Regions from separate parts of the Homo sapiens genome. Here region 1 is linked to region 2. A link is a loop called in an ENCODE intact Hi-C map of the cell type or tissue named here. Cell type or tissue: lower leg skin. All regions are shown on one strand. Each heading gives the region's core, and the rest is flanking DNA. Links, peaks and the distances in the headings are about the cores only.

Region 1 (2,907 bases), core at 218-2,717, 230 kb before region 2:
CTTGCTGCTAAACCAAGCCAAAGACAGCCCATCCTGCCCTCCCAGCCTTCAACATCACAACCACACCACATCAGAGCAGGGAGAGGCACTGCTCCACTCATCCAGGTTTGGCCATGAGCTGGGGGGCGGGCGGGGTCACCATAGTTGTTTTTACTCACTGAACTCCAAATAGGATGACTCCAGGGACAGCCCCAGAGAAATTTCTGCCCATCCATCCCAGCAGCAGCCGACGAATCTGTTCCTAAGCAAAGCAGCAAATCAGGAGACCCCAGTCCTGGGAAAGCCTATTTCAGCTCCAAGGCTGGGTAGAGAGATTTCAAACCCAGTCTTTCTGCCTGTCCATGGGAAATCTAGGCTCCCTTCCTGTGCCAGAGAGGCCACCAAGCCATATTTTGTTTATAGAAAATTAATAAGACAATTCCACACCGCTGCCAGTGACATTCTGCTCCAACCGCTACCGTTTCCTACTGTTTCCAGAAACAGGCTTGTAGTTTCACTCCCAACCCCCACTCTGCGCCCCTTCAGCATGTGGCAAGGCTGACCTGAGGCCAAGTGGGGCAGGACCCGCACGAGGTCGTCTTGGCCATGCCCCGACCTCTGGCTAGGGTGGCCAGCCAGCACTTGCCGGCTTCTAGGTACAGGCTTCCCGCTGTAAGGAGGTAAACATGACATGCATGCCGCCTGCTCCCGGGAGAGCAGACACACTCAGAAGCCGGACTGCCTGTTGTCTCTCCTGCTCCCCGGACAACCACCACATGCACACAAAACGGGGTACGTACACAAGCCCCCGCATGCGGGTGCAGAGGGTCCTGACCCCCGCCAAGGAAAGCGCGGAGAAGGGCATGTTCCTGGGGAAGACAGCCGAAGGCAGGGGCCCGGTGGAGGGAGGAAGGCAGCAAACCGGGTGGCCTGCCGCCCAGACAATAACAAAGATGGGAAGCGAGATTTTCAAAGACGCAGTGACTGCACCCAGCGCTGAGCTCTGGCCTGGCTGCATCTTCCTGCCAGGGCACGCCTGGTCCCCTGGGGCACCAGGGCCATCAGAGAAAGGCTGAGGGTCCCGCCTCAGGCTGGGCTTGGCAGCTGGGGCAGGAAACCAGCTGCAGGCAGTGGTGAGGATGCACTGGAGAGCGCGGCTCTGGGACGATGGAAATTAAACGTCTAGCCATTCTACTGGGAGGTGGAAGTGTTACTCTCCAGGAAGATGCTAGGGGTCAGTTAAACAGTCACTCAACCTTGGGCAGGAGTTGGGCTGTAACTTGTACTCCTCTGCCCGCTAGAACCAAGGGGGAGGGGAGAGACATTTTCATGCTACCTACGCCTCCCCTACAGGGAGTGCCAACACGGACACAGCCCTACGAAGGCAGATGCCAGTGGTCTGAGACGTTCGGGCTGAATGCTGAAAAGGCTCCTCGGTGCCTGCCCGTACTTTCACCTCCACAGGCTGGGCAGGGACATGTTCTAACTGGCACTGGAATCCATCACCATGCCTGTGCCTAAGTGGAAAGGTGCCTGTGGCTGGCACCACTCGAGGAGGACCTGGGCCCTGAGAGGCTGTGTCCGCCCAGTGCCCCCTGGAGGACAGGATGGCTTGCCCTTGCGAGCTGAAGCCTGCTCCCTGGCCAGCGTCTCCCGGCAGGTTGAACCACCTCCTCCTCCCTCTCCCCTTCTGCCCCACCAGCCACCTCCCCGCGGAATTTCCACACCTGCTCCCGGCTGGCCCAGGAGAAGGAAACAGAAAGCAGGAGACACCCCTGAGAGTGGAGAGGTGAGGGAAGGAGAGAAGCAGCTGCCTAGGCTGGAGAGGAGATGGCCCTGGCTCCCCAGCCTCAGGCTGTGCCCCCAGCTCAGGGCCTGGGCACTGCCCGCTCTGCTAGCGCCAGCCCCCAGTGGAGCACGCGCCCTACTTAGAGCAGATGTGCCCCCTAAGTGGCCCAGCCCCCTGCTCCTCCCCTCCAGATGTTCACCCTTCCCCTCACCACGGGCAGCGCCCGGTCTCGGCCAAACCCGGCCGAAAATGCCTTTTGTATCTGATACCCAGGGGCTCCCAAGGCAGGGGGATGGGTCCTGGCGGCAGAGGCCCCACTTCCGTCCCCGGTTCGGGCACCGCACGGCCCGGGAAACAATGCCCACCTCGGACAGGCGAGGCAGGACTTCCCTGCGAGGGGACTTCGCGCCCGGCCTCGCCCGGGCCGCCGCGGGCACCCTCTGCTCTCCTCTCTTCTACTCACCTAACCCCGGAGGGAGGCACAGGGTCCTCCCCTCGGGCCCCCTAGTCCGGCCGAGGTGGCCCCATAAGTTCCCGGCGGGCGGCGTGGGGTCCCCCCACCGCCGTGTGGCTCGCCCCGGGCCGGGCTCGCGCTTTGTCCCCGCGTCCTCAGGGGCGCAGCCCGGGGCGGCGGCGCGGGGGACCGGGCGGCGGCGGCGGGCTCACCTCTCATTGTCCGCGGCGGCGGCGGCGGCGCTCCGGAACCCCGGCAGGATGTGGCGGAAGCTGTGGTTGCGGTCCAGCTTGGGCTGGCTCTTGGTGCGCTTGATGGAGCCCTTGAGGCGGCGGCTGAGGAAGCCCTGCGCACGGGGGGACAAGAGGGGGAAGGGGAGGCGGGGTTAGCGCGGCGGCGGCGGGCCGGGACCCGCGCGGGACCCGCACCCTTGCTGGGCGGCCGCGCGGCCGAGGGCGGGCCGGGCTCGGGCTCGGCCCCAGCAGCTCGCGGCCCGCGCCGCCCGCCCGCCGACCGAGCGCCGACGGCCCGGCCCGCGCAGCGCGGCCCAGCCCACCCCGCCCGCCACGTCGCCCCCGCCCCCTAAGCCGCTGTTGCCTTGGCGACGCCGAGCCGAGCCGCGCCGACCGCGGCCGAGGCTGCCCGAGCCCCCCGGGCGCCGGGGCGAGGGGGAGTACCGGGACGA
Region 2 (2,907 bases), core at 262-2,761:
GCAAGGGAATGTGTTATCACTATACCAAGGGCATGGAGGTTGGGGATGGGGTGGCTCCTCACAGTCACGAGATAAAAGGTGGGGCGATCAGACTTGGGAGGCAACTGGAGTCCCTGGGAACCATGTACAGCTACTTCCATTGTCTCCTACATCCATGGCAGATAGGGATACCTCCCCTCTGAGCCCCAGTGTGGCCTTAGCACCCTTGCCAATGGAGGCAGCCTCCTCTATTAACCAAATTGGCATGATCTGCCACTGCAGGTCTATGCAATTTAAGGTAGAACAGACTCCTCAGCTCTAGTTAGATCATCCTAAATGTATCCTTTTAGAAAGAATTAGGTGGGCATGTAAATTAGTTCAACCATTGTGGAAGACAGTGTGGCGATTCCTCAGGGATCTAGAACCAGAAATACCAGTTGACTTAGCAATCCTATTACTGGGTATATACCTAAAGGATTATAAATCATTCTATTATAAAGATACATGCACACATGTGTTTATTGCAGCACTATTCACTATAGCAAAGACTTGAAATCAACCCAAATGCCCATCAATGATAGACTGGATAAAGAAAATGTGGCACATATACACCATAGAATACTATGCAGCCATAAAAAAGGATGAGTTCATGTCCTTTGCTGGGACATGGATGAAGCTGGAAACCATCATTCTCAGCAAACTAACACAGGAACAGAAAACCAAACACCGCATGTTCTCACTCGTAAGTGGGAGGTGAACTATGAGAACACCTGGACACAGGGAGGGGAACATCGCACACCGGGGCCTGTCAGGGGATGGGGGGCTAGGGGAGGGATATCATTAGGAGAAATACCTAATGTAGATGATGGGTTGCTGGGTGCACCACCATGGCACGTGTATACCTATGTAACAAACCTGCACGTTCTGCACATGTATCCCAGAACTTAAAGTATAGTAGTAATTTTAAAAAAGAACGGGGTAAAAGCATTTTTTAAAAACTGCCTCTTGAAGTTCATTGATTTAATCTGTTCTCTTTTTTTCTCCCCTCTTCTTTTTTCCTAGGAGAAAATAATGAATGTCAAAGGAAAAGTAATTCTGTCAATGCTGGTTGTCTCAACTGTGATCATTGTGTTTTGGGAATTTATCAACAGGTAATTATGAAACATGATGAAGTGATGTGGATGAAAATACTGCTTTGATTCTATCCTACTAGTATCATCCAAGTTGCCAGGCTGAATTGAAATTAGGATTAACTAAAACCATAAATAAGGGATTCCACCCTTCCTGAATTCCTAAGCCCTGGACTGTCTTTAAAATCATTAGCTCTCCCAAGTGACTTCTGGCTAACTACTTATCTTCCTTCCTGCCTTGTTCCTAATATCATAATTTTTGTAACAGTAGGCTAGATCCAGAGAAAATGAGATCAAATTAGGCCCAATGTAATTTTAAATAACTTGGATAATCAAATATGGAAATTACCTTAAGAAATTTCAGACAGGAATTCCATGAGAAATCCACCCTGAATTTTGAAATCCTGAAATATTTGCAGAGTTTAAAGGAGCAACTTAAGTTGTTGAATTTTGCTGCAAAATACATACTGAATTGCTAGTGATTCATTTGTGCCTGGCTAAAATCTTTGAGAGAGAGAGAGAGTGTGTGTGGGTGTGTGTGTGTGTTTAACTTTGAAAAGCAAAATGAATTAAGCATTTCTAAGTTTTCAAATTCATCTATGGATTCACCCCAAATATATGAGCTACCTCTGTGCCTTTTGAAACTACAATGCCTGGCCATTCCAGCTGGAGAGGCTTCTGACTGAAGTCTTCACAAGCAGCCACAGAAATGCCTGATGCCTTTGACTCAAAAGACTGGAAAAGCTCAGCCTTAAGGTTCAAAAAATCTACTGTACAATTGAGTTGTACAGAGCTATTTTGGTACCATTAATATTTTCATAGCGGAGTGTTTCAGTGGCCCCCAAGTTCAAGATGGTAGCCTGGATTAACATTCGAATATCTCTTTTGATTCTTTTTTTTTTTTTTTTTTGAGACAGAGTCTCTCTCTTGTCACCTAGGCTGGAACACAGTGGCATGATCTCGACTCACTGCAACATCTGCCTTCCAGGTTCAAGCAATTCTCCTGCCTCAGCCTCCTGAGTAGCTGTGATTACAGGCGTGTATTACCACGCCCAGCTAATTTTTGTATTTTTAGTGGAGACAGGGTTTCACCATGTTGGCCAGGCTGGTCTTGAACTCCTGACCTCAAATGATCCACCTGCCTCGGCCTCCCAAAGTGCTGGGATTACAGGCGTGAGCCACCATGCCCGGCCTCTTTTGATTCTTAAATTCTAAGATTTGATGATCTAGGAGGACTGTCTTGGTTACTAAAAATGGAACCGTGCCTTTAGGTGCATCAGTAGCAGAAGAACTCTCCGAATGCTGGAGCCATTAGTCCCTGTGGTGCTGCACAGATGTAACCATTTCTGGAATGTTGCTTTGTTTCATTCTGCACAACTCATTTTAAGAAAAACATGACAAACTAGAGTGTGACCAAGTTAAAAGGGTCTGGAAACTAGGTCTTTTGAATTGAGAAAACTGAGGGGATTTAGTTCAAAGAAGAGATGACTCAGAGTTTTGTGTGGGGACCCTGGAACTCTCTTAGGCAACTGAGGGCTGAGGACGTTTCCCACTCAGACTCTAGAGCTAGGCTGCTCCTTGGGCAAGTTGCTCAGCCACTCTGTTCTTGTTTAGTTTCCCTATCTTTAAAAATTGGGGATAATAGGCTGGGCATGGTGGCTCACACCTGTAATCCCAACACTTTGGGAGGCCAAGGAGGACAGATTGCTTGAACCCAGGAGTTCAAGACCAGCCCTGGCAAAATCGCAAGACCCTGTCTCTACAAAAGTAAAATTAAAAAGTTAGCCAGGCATGGTGG

The links. Hi-C counts contacts between places; a loop is a spot of excess contacts. Peaks named below come from ENCODE experiments on the same cell type or tissue, not always from the same donor. Only the 100,000 strongest peaks of a DNase experiment are listed, where the experiment ranks them.
Region 1: it touches region 2 in a loop (7-fold over the local background); 2 of 110 quality-filtered maps call a loop at or near these places.

What each region holds. Positions count from the first base shown.
Region 1 is chr9:121,698,986-121,701,892 of GRCh38, reverse strand. It overlaps DAB2IP (DAB2 interacting protein), which reads right to left. Exons shown (of 16, transcript NM_001395010.1): 3 at 2,435-2,568. Among named protein-coding and RNA genes, the nearest start is that of DAB2IP, 49 kb to the right of the region's middle. RefSeq lists a silencer at 2,347-2,426. In lower leg skin, for the core only: no CTCF peak of the experiment used is centred there; DNase peaks (open chromatin) are centred at 1,592, 2,038 and 2,475; H3K4me3 peaks cover 595 bases.
Region 2 is chr9:121,466,066-121,468,972 of GRCh38, reverse strand. GGTA1 (glycoprotein alpha-galactosyltransferase 1 (inactive)) reads left to right here. Exons shown (of 6, transcript NM_001382585.1): 2 at 1,042-1,130. The coding sequence starts at 1,051. Among named protein-coding and RNA genes, the nearest start is that of GGTA1, 32 kb to the left of the region's middle. In lower leg skin, for the core only: no CTCF peak of the experiment used is centred there; no DNase peak of the experiment used is centred there.